2 separate regions of the Homo sapiens genome follow, and region 2 is linked to region 1. Evidence: chromatin contacts called from ENCODE Hi-C or POLR2A ChIA-PET data. All regions are on one chromosome and are shown on one strand. Each heading gives the region's core, a stretch centred on a gene start or an enhancer-like site at or near the end of the contact. The rest is flanking DNA. Distances are from core to core; before and after follow the strand shown. Region 1 holds the start of CHD2 (chromodomain helicase DNA binding protein 2). Region 2 overlaps AKAP13 (A-kinase anchoring protein 13).

Region 1 (6,195 bases), core at 1-2,500:
AAATTTATCTTTGTGTGTAGAGTATGGAATTGAAACAGTTTGGATTATGGATTTTACCTAGATTGGACATTGTTGATTTTGTTTGGTGTAAATCTAAAGTGGATTTCTTCAGTGAGGGAGAGACATGGTTCTGGCAGATTATGTTGAATAAGGAAAGTTGATTGGATTTTTTTGGGTGTGTGAATATGCTTGTCTGAATGGAGTGCTTGGTAGGATATTGTTTCTGGAATTAGTAATTTGTTTCTGTGGATCTCATGGTTTTGATATTTAGGAGAATTTGCTTTGTGACATTACTTTGATAATTTGCAATCACGTATGTCCTATTGTTAATAACATTGTTGAAATGGGTGTATACTTACTTGATTTGAAATATAAGGGAAGTGTTGGGATATGTGTTTTCTGTTGGATTTGGACGTGGAGTTTCTTGGGTTACTGATTTAAAGGTGATCGTGTTTGGACCATACTCTTGAATTTTTGCCTGAATCAGTATGGGAAGTAAATATATTGTGATTATGAGAAGTTTCTTTGGGGGGAGGAGTGTAATATTTTCAAGGTTATATAATGGGTTAAAGAATTTTGTGAAAGAACAAAGAAAAATGGATATTCTTGAATAAAAATTGGTTGCATTAACTTTTGCTCCAGTGCAACTTGAACACTAGGGAGGCGCTCTTGAGTTGTAAAAGTTACCCCTTTCTTCCAGTGGAGATGGAAAATTCCCCCTTAAATTTTGTCTTTAGATTATTTTTAGGCATCATAAAGAAGGAAAAACTTGAATTTATATTATGAAATTAAGGTTTTACTTTTATTTAGCAATCATTTCACCCATTGGGGGATTAATTTTTAAAAAGATTAGTACTTAGCTGAGCTTTAGATTCTCTAAGAATTATCCCTTTTTCAAAATGGCTTGATAAAACACCACTTCCTGTCCAGGGAGGAAGTTATTTTAGCTCAAGGACTGAAATATTTAGCAGATCTTTAGACAAAAGGAACAAATTACATTTCTCTCTGGCTTAAAAAGGGTGCTTGAGCCAGAGGGGGTTAAGAAGCCCTCCCCCCTCCCCCTGTTGGGGTGGTCTGGAGGGGCAGGGAGGTGTGGGGGTGGGGGTCCTTAGGCTCCCTGGGATGGAGGATCTGTCTCTCTCTCTCTCTCTCCTTTTTTTTTTTTTGGTGGAGATGAAGGGGTGGGTCTATGGTACATCACCTGAGTTGTGGGGTAAATGTAGAGAGTGTCAATCAAAGGCAGAGCTCTCAGAGCTGGGAAGGAGGCTCTAGATGGCGGCTGTGCCTTAGAGAGAGCGCGCTCTGCTCCCTGCCTTTGCCTCACTTTACGCAACTTTCCCTAACTTTCGGGCAGCCTCAGGGGGCCCCCGTAGCCCCCTGCCTTTCCTAGGGACTTACTGGGGTCGATTCGAACCTTTTTTTGGGAGAAAAGCAGCTTTTAGGAGCTTTCTTTTCGTGCCTTGTTGGAAAGAAGCAGCCGTACTGAGAGCCCAGGTCGTTGTTTTTTCCAGCTTAGAAGCCATGGCGCACCTCCATTTTTGTGCGCTCTCCTAATGAGGTTTTTTTTCTTTCGGACCTGTTTTAGTATTAATTATTGCTTTATTTTTTTGACCAGTTAACATATTTGAGGGTTATTTTATTTATTTTTCGTTTTTTAACGGAGGATTTTGCCTTTATTTTTAATTATTTGGGATCTGATATTTTTCTACTAGTAGATAGGACTCTTGGTTTGGACATACTACATGGATCAGGTAAGTTCACGATCATTGGTGATAATTTTAAAGATTTATTTGTTTAAGTTTGCCTTGTTTTCTGTAAATACGAGAAATTCTTGGATGACGCAATAAGATACAGAGATTGTTATTTGTATCTAGTGTGCTACTTTGAGAAAGTTTCCTTATTGATAGTGATGCTTCCACTGTTCGGTTTATCCTGTTGTTTTTTCTTTTAAGGAAAAAATAGAAATATTTAGTTTTTTGGTGCTTACCGTTGTTGTGTTATAACAATATCGTTAACATCGTCAGGACTTTGTTCCTGATAATAAAAAGCATCGATAGAAGCCGGGACCTTACCTTTCTTTCAACTTTTGACAGTAAATACCTGGGCACAGGACTTCAAAGCAAACACAGATTCCCCCTCCCCCTTAATATTTAAGAATTAAAAGATGATGAGAAATAAGGACAAAAGCCAAGAGGAGGACAGTTCGCTACACAGCAATGCATCGAGGTATGAGCTATCAACTTTCTTCCTTTTTGTCTTTTTTTTTGGGGGAGAAACCTCAGCTTACAATTGTTTACCTTGACAGACATGGATTGCTGTCTGTTTTATTGTGTTTTTCTAATTTGGATTCGTTTTTTAAAGCATGACCTTGAGATTGCTAATATGCCACACCCTAATTTTTTGGTAGCAATTTATGAAAGTTGAGTTGTGACTTAAGGCCTCTTACAGCAGTCAAAAGGTAAGGTACCTTTATTCAAAGGGGCCTTTACTGTAATGTACAGTTTTTCTGTCAGTAAATTTCAGTTTTTAGGTTTTTGTACTGCAGAAAAATGACCTTGTCGGTTTAGCCATTGCTGCATTGCACCATTTTACATACAAGGCAAATTTTTTCTTTGAAGAATCCAGGATATCTAAACTTGTAACTGAGGGCCATAGAGAAGCCTTGTAGTAGTAAATTATAGTAAATAGACATATCAGAAAGTTATATGAATGAAAAAATGTACATTTAAAAACAAAATCACTTAAAGGACCCTTTGACTGATGCCTCTCAGTTTATATTTTTATGTGACTTTATATTTCTTTTGATACACTTGACATTTTAGGAAATTTTGATGTGATTTATCAAAACCTTTACTTGATGGTTAGAGTTCCTGCATTTATGAAATCAAATCTGTAATAACAGAAATCCTGGAATACTCTTAATATATACTTCTATTTTGTGTTTGTTACTGTGATTAATATTTGCAGTTGTATATTTTACATTTAAATTATTTTAAGGTTTGCATTTGTATGCTTAAGACATTGATTTCCTGTTGGTAGATGTATTTTATCCTCACAATTTAGATGTAGCTGCTTTAAATTTATTGATGTATTTCGACAGAGTCGTCTGGAATGCTTTATCTTCTGAAGCTTAAAAATGTACTGTTTGTGCAAATCATGATCTGTTTCACATTCCTTGGAGTACCTTGTTAGTGATGAAGTAATAAAGCCTCTAAGATGTTTTTGTTGTATGACCTCTGTATATTAATTTTTAAAAGTACATATGAATGCATTTTTTGATGTGTTCTTTATGCATTTTCATATTATAAATTTTAAATCATGCAGTTTAACAAGGATGTGATTCATTATGTGGTTTTCCTTCCCAATTTTTACTTTTCTAATTTTTATAAATAATACACTTTTCTATTAGGCTAGTGAATTTGAAAGTTTTGAACATGATGTGTTACTAATATGCTGAATTCTATTTATTTTATTTGACTGAAAGCATATTGAGCCTTGCTTTAGAAAATAAGTTACCAAATTTTTTTGCATTGAGTTGTCACCCAGTTTGTAGTGCTGTCTTAATTGAATTGCCCATGTAAATTACTAGATTAAATTGAGGACAGAAAAGTTTTTTACTCATCCTAAGCTGTTTTTTTCTGGAAAGTAATGACAATTTGAAGAAATGAGAACCTCCAGATATATTTGGCAAATTATTAAAGATTCAGCACTAAAATTGTTGCTCCCTTGAGTGTATCATTTGCATAGGTCTCACATGGGTTTTGGCTCTCTTATGCAAGGTTTGTGGTTAACATCATTGATCAGACTGTGCTTTCTAATTCTAAAAAATTGAGCAGTGTTGGTATTCTTTCAGTATTTTTACTCTCACCTGGAAAACTACCTGGAAGTTGTCAGGCATTTGCTTACTGGTAGTGGAGGTTACAGCTGTACATGAAGCATGTACTGACTGTACTTTTAAATTGGTTTGTCAAGTATACTTTGAATCATATACCTGATGGATGTCCAAAAATATTTAAGACTCTTTGAAAAGAAGATAGTTACTTTTAAATTAGTTACCCTAAATTTCATATCTTAATACATGTACATAATTATGACATCACTTCCTTTTAAAATGTGCAGCTGTAGAATGTTAGTGGTGTTTTAATGTGGTAGATTAATATTACTTCTACTGAGCTGAACTGTCCCTGTAATTAGTACTTGGTTCCTTCTGCCATCAGAGTTTTTATTGCCCAAAGTATAGTGTTTAGGGAATACTACGAAAATCACCTTTGCAGCCTGAGCCACAGAAGAGGAAATGAGTTTGCAGGTCAAGTAAACTTTGGTCTGAGAATTACTTTAGTATCTGGAAAGAATGAGTGCAAGTTTAGGTAAATCTGGTAATACCCTGTTTTTGGAAATAGTGCAGTAGTTAATAGTGGTTATATAAGTTTGTATTTTAATTTGAAGTTAATGCTAAAGTCTGTTATACTTTATCACGATTTTTGAAAATTAAAAACTTTAAAAAACGCGATTTTAAAAACATTTGATTGATATTTGTAAAATTTCTAAGTATTTAAAACAAAGTTCTAATGATGGACATACGAGAAGTATACCATACTTTTTATCTGAATAATTTGCAGCTTGGGGATAACTTAAGTAACATCAAAGAATGAAAACGGGACTGTGTGCACACAAAGAGTTCAGTGTGTTCTCCACGGCACCACGTTAGCAATTTATCTTAAGAATTGAACGAGTTTATTAAATTTATCTCCAAATCGTCTGCCTTTGAGCCAGATTTATTTTTATAACCTGAGGTGCGGGTAAATCCTACAATTTTCAGGGGCGCTTTACCAGATATTCTAAAAGGCTGGGGATGATTAGAAATGGCATAATGCAGTTACTTGTGTACTAGAACAGGCAGTTTAACTGGCAGCCATTTTATGACGCTGATAATACATTAAAAAACGGGATTTTGGAGAAGACTGAATCTAAACTAATAGAAATCTGAAATACCAAAGCCTATTTCCTTCCCCCTCTCTGCTCTTCTGGGGAACTCTGGTGCCGACATAAAAGGCAGTTCGATAGGGCACGCAGCAGCTCTTTGAGCCCCTGGCATCTTGATGCAGGTCCAGCTCAGTCACAAAATGGCTGTTCCTTTGTGCCGCAGCGCTGACAGACATACTGCATTGCACTGTGTACTCGCCAAACAGCAGGAAGTTGCCGTGCCGAGTTCAAAGGCCGGCCGGCGCCGGCGCGGGGTGCTGATTGGCTGTGCGCGCGCCTGGTAACAGCAGGGTCAACGGCGGCGCCTTCGGCAGCCTCCGCCCCGTGACGTCAGACGGCTCCCCTGGGGGGCGGGGAGAGAACGCAGTGACGTCTGGCCGCGTGCGCATGTCGGGCGCTTTCTCCTCCCCCTACCCAGGGAGCCGCACGCCGAGGGGAAAAGGAAGGGAACTCTAGTTGGGACTTTCCGGTGGGCGGCTTCTTTCCTGGACGCGTTTGCTCCTGGCAGTCTTGTCCGCCCTTGCCTGTAGCGGTCCGCACCCTGTAGTGTGTTCTTTTGCCCATTTCCGGGAATGGTTTATCCTCTTTGAGAAGCGGCTGCTTTTGGAGAAAAAGTGCAGGCACTATTTATAAATTTTAAAGGCACTATTTGGAAATCTTAAAATAGAAAATTTGCCCAGTTTTACATTTTCCCTTTTCATACCTTAGCGTCCCTTCTCCCCGCCCCCGTTCAGTGTGAAGAGATGAGTGGGTTTAATTTTGTTACAATTGACCAAAACGTTTGAGTGTCAGAGGCGGATACTTTTATTTTAGTGAAAACCTCTTGACGGGTGTTAACAGCTGTTTAATACATGGCTCATAAACAAAGGGAAGATTATTTGAACTTGTCCCCATGCGTTTTTACTTGGTACCGTACATTTTCTCAGTTGGCATTTGATGGAGAAAAACTCAGGTCAGTATGTGCTAAGTACTATATATTTAAGATTCACAGTGGGATAGTTTAGTAGAAAATAGAAAATTTCACGTTCAATAACATTAAAAAGTGGCAGAATACAGCGTTAGGCAACCATTACTATGTAAGTAAATGTCAGAAAACTACTCTTTTAAGTGTTAATAGCACTTGCTAATGCAGGGTGACTGACAGCTTGGCTGATAGTGGGGTCACTTGGCCAAATCTTCGCAATTATCTTCCCTAGGCCTCCATTTCGGGAA
Region 2 (6,028 bases), core at 1,624-4,123, 7.2 Mb before region 1:
CAGTGAATGTACCACTCATCTCATGGATAAGGTAAAACATACACATGATAGGAAAAAAAACAACGTAAGATGGAATTTAGAAACTGGACCCTGACCTTTAAAAAAGTCTCAGCCCTCAGCCTAGCCTCCTTATTTTACAAACTGAGGCACAGAGATGTATGCTTCATGTCACACAACCTCACACAACCTCACACAACCTCCTGTTATCTGACTTCCAGGAAGTAGTACTCATCATTTTGTGTTTAAACAAAATGTTACTATACAGCGTAATTTTTTTCTTTTAACTTTTTTAATCTGAAAGGACTGGAGTTTGCTAGGAGGAGATGAGCAGAAAGGACAGGAGAAAACATATTTTGTGTTAGACCGAAATCTGTGATCACTGGTAGAAACTTTTAGTATCAGTTGACCTCTTGTCTCTGATCATCTCCTTTGTCAAAATGACAACACTTTTTTGCAATTGAGATTGGTTCCTCTTTCAGACTTGGCTTCAAGATTTGATCTCTTGGGGTCGTGCTGTCTTTAGCAGTGGAAACTCAAAAAATTACAAATTTGTAACCCTGAATTGTAGTCCATTTCCCATTACCAAGTGTTTAGAGTGCCCTAGTGGCAACTGTAAGTCACCTTTTATAGTGAGGTGTTACTAGCTCACTTTTAAATAAAATTGGAACAGCTTGGCTTTTGTCAATGTAGCAAAAGATGATTTTTTAAAAGGTGGGGGTGGGGCACAGTGGTACACACCTGTAATCTCAGTACTTTGAGGCTGAGATGAGAAGATCACTTGAGACCAGGAGTTCAAGGTCAGCCTGGGCAGTATAGTGAGACCTCATCTCTACAAAAAAATTGTAAAATTAGCTGGGCGTAGTGGCACACACCTGTAGTCCTAGCTACTCAGGAGGCTGAGGCAAGAGGATCACTTGAGCCGAGGAGTTCAAGGCTGCAGTACGCTGTGTGCACTCCAGCCTGGGCAATGGAGCAAGACCCTGTCTCTTAAAAAAAAAAAAAAAAAAGAGAGAGAGAGGAAAGAAATAGGGGAAATAGTAAAGCAGTATATTTTGTGTTAAATACCCTCACTCTGCTATGTATCTGCATAGCATTTTACCATGCAGAAGTACTGTATTTTCTAAATGGTAACATAAAAATTAATGAATATTAAATTTTCTTAACATAGTGATGCTAACTCTAATCTTGTTCTTAACTATTGAATAATGTTACTTCTCCATAATGTTAACAAATTGAAAGTGCTACTATGGATATTGACACTGATTTTTCTGTGAAAATGATAAATTTTCAGTTTTTAAAAATTATTTTTTAAATAGATGCTGTGAGAGACCGTCTGATCCAATTGTTTTATTAATCTACCATACAATAAAACTAGACCTACATCTTTTAAAGGAAAAATTTAAGCATCTACCGAATATAATATTAAAATGCCACCTGTAACTCTTAGAGAAGTGTCTAAGGATTATTTGAAAATGTCTGCTTTCCTTTTGCATGATATATATATCTTTATGAAAATAGGTTATAGTGATTAACCTAGATATATTCCATTCAGTTGTATAATTGTGATGATAAACAGTTCTTAAACATGTCCAAAGAAGCCAAAAGCCAGTAGGCAGTAAACTGTTCACATTCCTAGGAGGGTAACATATTTTGTCTGGATCACTGGGTTTTGTATATAAACTTAAGAAATTGAGTCCTTGATCCTATGTCCTTTTGAGAATTATCACCGACTGGCATAAGTGATTAGATTAGATAAATATATTGAATGTGTTTGTGGAAGATGAGAGGGGATGCTAAACAGGAAGTATAGCAGGAAGACTGGCAGTTTCTGCTTTTGTCTTAGTATCTTTGAGAGATAGTGCTGTTTCCTGCTAAGTAATTTTGCGTGTTACAGAGTATTTAAACACTCATATGCATGGTGTTCGAGTTCACAAAGGGAGTGTGGAATGACCCTCTTCAAACCATCCTATCACACTGGTTTTCTTTTTTCTAAACCACAGTTACTTTTGCACCAACCTAATACTAAGCTTTCCTCTTTGTAGACAAACAAGAGGTGGTTAGAAATGTTTTAGACAAATCTATTTGATTTGAAGTAGGTATTTTTGAGTGCACAGGTTAAATTCCTGCACAGCTGCAAGTATACTACATGACTTTGTAACAGGACATTCAGTTACAGCTCCTAGGTCCTGTGGTCTGTATAAAAAAGAGCTGTACCCATAGGCCTTTCAGAAGTGCCTCCTAGAGTAGTGTTTACAAAGACTTAATTTTAAATGTAATTCTCATTCCTTCTTTGATTAAAGATCTGTAACATGACAGTTGTTTGATCATATCATGTTTTCACAGTTGTCCAGAGTGTTCTTTTTATTGTAATTACATGTATAAAGGGGTATTTTTGGAAAAGTGAAGAATCACCTTTGATAGTGTCCTAGTGCAGTTGTTACCTGCATCTATCCCTGTTAAATACCGTTAGCCTGTTTCTCCAGCACACAGCTAAAGCATTTTGCCAGTTGTTAAACATGGAAAAGTCAAACTTCAGAAAATAACTAGTCACCACTTTACACCAGGCAACTTCACTGAAAAGTTTTCTTATGAAACTCACTGCATTTTACAAAATGAGGAGTCTATTTTAAAATAGGTAAGATGTGTTCCTTAACTTCCCGTGTAAAAACTTGGCCTCAAACCTTGCTAGAGTTCTTATATTGCTGCTTAAGCACTGTCCACACACACTGTTTTTGGGGGGAGTGAGGTCTCGTTTCATTTCCTGTATCCTTTGTAACAAGGGTTGTTGGCTTTAGCAGCAGCATTCAAACAGTTAAGACTGTCTTAAGGAAACAAGCAGCCTCAGCCCTCCCTCCTTCCCTTTCTCAGCCAGTCTCTGGCTTCCTCTTACGATTTCACTAATGGCAGCTCAAAGCTGCTGAGCTCTGCCCTGACGGCATGCGCCCCCGCTTCTGTGAGAGCACGCTTCCTGGCATGGGGGTCGAATCATGTCGATAAAATGGGCTCGGTTTCATGAAGTACCCCACATAACAGTGAGATTCATAGGACCAAAGCATGGGGAGGTAAGAGCCTGACTTCTTTAAAGCACTAAATTCTAGTAAACACAGAAAGAGCCAGTGGAGTTGGTTGTTTTGTTTTGTTTCCATCCTGGGAAGAACTAATTTGGATTGTTGCAAAGGGAAGCTATTTCTTATTTATTCAGGTTTGAAGAGCATTGCAAGGCTTGAGAGGATAAGCTGGTTGCCATAAAAAGATTTTTTAAACGATTGAAGTATAATTTAACTTTCCTGAGCAAAAAAATCAGATGCTTTTCCATTTAACATTTTATGCATGGAAAAACCTTTAGCAAAATTTAGTTAAAAGAAAGAAATTATTTGAAAAAACCCAAATTTAGTTGTTGATTATTACTAAAGTTTTATGTACTTTAGTGATTACCAATTTTCACTCAGAACAGCTTCCTGTTTTGTAAAGTGAAGGAGTTTTTCTCCCTTCCTCTCTCATTATTTTTTATAGTTCAAAAGTGTAGTAATTTGGCTCTTAGATGTTCATTATATGTATTTGATTAACAAAAGACTTCACATGAATCATAGATCTAGCAATTATTTACCATTTCATTACAGTGGTTGGGTTCTGAACAGAAAGTCAGAAGACCTGGGTTCCCATTTTGACTGTGCTGATCATCTGTTGTGTGACCTTTTGCAAGTCAACCAACCTCTCCAGTCCCTGGCAGCATAGTGCAGTGTATGAGAGCTGAGCTTTACAGTCAGCCAGATCTGAATCTTAATTTCAGCTTGAGCAGTTATTGGCGTGTGGCCTCAAATGCATTATTAAACATCTCTAAGCTTCAATCTCTTCAGATGTAAAATGGAGATAATACCTAGTATTATCATTGGGTTGTTGTGAGAAAATACATGTAAATTGCTTACTACAGTGCTTAGCACGTAGTAACTGTTCAGATTTTTAGCTGTTATTTATTATCTTTATCCTCTACGTTGTAAAATGGGAAGCATAATGCTCACCCTGCCCACTTCAGAGTTATTGAGTCAGACGAAATGATGTATGTAGAAGACATTGATTCAAAATGTTAAGGCATTTAGTAGTTGTCATGATCACTGACTTGGGACACCCATTTTCCTGGAATTTTTTTAGGACATAACAATGGTATTGACAATAGGTAAAACCTCTTACCTTGTGAATGGTAGGTCTTTGTAGTCCAGTTGGTTTGAAAGGAAATTATTTCATTGATACTGATAAGCCAGCCAAGTACTCTGCCAAACAGTGCTTCTAAAGGACCTTTTATGGAGAGCATGGTTATATCCCCATGGTCCTGGCCTCCTAAGGATGGTGTCCACCTGAAATGTCCCTGACTGCTTTAGATATTTCATTAAGGACCCACCACTCATCAGTAGTTCTTCAAGTTTTCAGTGTTTGAATTCCTTTCCGTTCCTCTTCATGACTGTGTAAGCTTTGACAACAGCCTCTCTTAGATTGAGGCTTGATGTCATATGAGTCCTCTGCTTTCAGTCTGTCTCTAGAACATTTCTGACATTCCTGCAGTATTCTTAAGGTGACATGGCCAACTTAATCTGGCACTTAGAGCTCCTGACTCTCAGCCCAGTGCCCCCACTGTTCACCCAGTCTCATGTCTCATTTGCTGGTGTCCCCTGTGCTTTGTACCTAGCCCGGTTTTGGCCTGCTCAGTAAGTAGAAGCACCTGGGCAGTGGCTGGGCACACAGGAAGCACAAGATGAGTATCAGTTTCTGTTGCCACTCTGACAAGTGAGGGAAGACCACAGGAAAGAAAGGAGCTTCACAAAAGAGGTCAGAGAGCACGGCGTAGGAAGCTTATCTTTCCAACCTAGGGACACTGCCTGCTTTTCCTGCCTTCCTGCACCCCTAGGTACTCAGGGTAGAGGAGTGAGCTACTAAGCCTTGGGACTTCCTTTCCCTGGAACCCCATTTTTTTAAAGGAAGTGACCCTGTTGGTATCTAGCTTGAGGAACAACAAAGGTGGTTTTTGAGAAAAATTATTAACAAGGCTCCTTCCTGTCATCCGTGCATTCTCCTATCCTCCCTGCCCTGCACCGTTGTCCTTTAGCCACTCCCCAATTTCTTCTATCTTCCCTGCTCACATCAAAACTTCCTTTCCCTTACTGCAAGCAATACCTTTCTGTGTTGGCTTAGGAGAATAATGAGCTAATGAAACTCATTTCCAGTAAATTATGAGTAATTAATAATATTGCTAAGCATTATTGTGTATTCACTGTGTGCCAGGCACTGTGCAAAATGCTTTAGAAATGTATTATCTCACCTAATTGTCATATGTTTTAAAAAACATATGAGATGGGTACTTTTGTGATTACTCCCATTTGACAAATGAGAAAACTAAGGCTCAGAGAAATAATTTACCTAGGGTCACGCTATTACTGAGTAGTAGTAGTGGTGGTGGTGGTGATGGTGGTGGTGGTGGTGGTGGCAGTAGTGGTAGTAGTGGTAGTAGTACCTGAATCTGAACCGAGGTCTGGTACCATCGTCCGTATTCTTAACCACTGTACGGTTTTCCAGCCTCCCCTTCTTATCAGTCTCCTCTTGCCGGTTTGAAAATTAGGGCAAAGTTAATATTTACAAACCTTAAAATTCTAATTAGCAGAAACTGAAAATGTATATGTGGGGCATATTTAATATTTCTAACTAGAGTAAAGGAGGAGACTTTATACATACTCCGTCACTTAGGGATATGCAATTGATGTGAGAAAGAGAGGAGCCTCGGTAATTTTTCATGCCACCCAGGCATCTTTTTTTCCCTCAGGCTGATCCCAGAATTGCTGCCACCCTTTTTTCTGCCCTCTGCCTAAAGCTGGCCCTAAACCCATGACTCTCTTCCTGTGTGGACTGTGCTGTAGCTTGCTGAGGAAGGGCTGTACTGAGGTGTCAGAAGCCTCCTTGCAGTGCTGGTCCTTGGGTATTGTGTCTGTTGGTAGAAGTAACCAATGAATAAGCCACTGCCAGAACTGTTCCGCCTGCCCAG

What was found. A loop is a pair of places that touch in the nucleus more often than their neighbours do. ChIA-PET counts read pairs that join two places held with the same protein, here RNA polymerase II (POLR2A). Pooled maps may share reads with other maps.
Region 2: a loop to region 1 is called in a map with no recorded cell type, with 13 times the contacts of the local background. The contact joins the enhancer-like site here to the promoter of CHD2 in region 1. A Hi-C loop is called at or near these places in 3 of 37 single-sample maps with no recorded cell type and 2 of 50 pooled maps. POLR2A ChIA-PET finds 5 or more read pairs at or near these places in 1 of 52 experiments (T-cell).

The regions. Positions count from the first base shown.
Region 1 is chr15:92,899,074-92,905,268 of GRCh38, forward strand. It overlaps CHD2 (chromodomain helicase DNA binding protein 2), which reads left to right and starts at 1,251. Exons shown (of 39, transcript NM_001271.4): 1 at 1,251-1,751; 2 at 2,094-2,226. The coding sequence starts at 2,165. It overlaps MIR3175 (microRNA 3175), which reads left to right and starts at 5,326; the gene lies at 5,326-5,402. RefSeq lists enhancers at 1,270-1,339, 1,380-1,589, 4,859-6,058, 4,920-5,099, 5,380-5,619 and a silencer at 5,170-5,219.
Region 2 is chr15:85,687,043-85,693,070 of GRCh38, forward strand. The region is part of intron 16 of AKAP13 (A-kinase anchoring protein 13); the gene reads left to right. Among named protein-coding and RNA genes, the nearest start is that of LINC02883, 69 kb to the right of the region's middle. RefSeq lists enhancers at 555-864, 4,458-4,507, 4,658-4,747, 5,688-5,737. Within about 2 kb of position 2,874, at least 31 of the 41 ENCODE cell types and tissues checked have a DNase peak (open chromatin) inside an H3K27ac peak, as active enhancers do.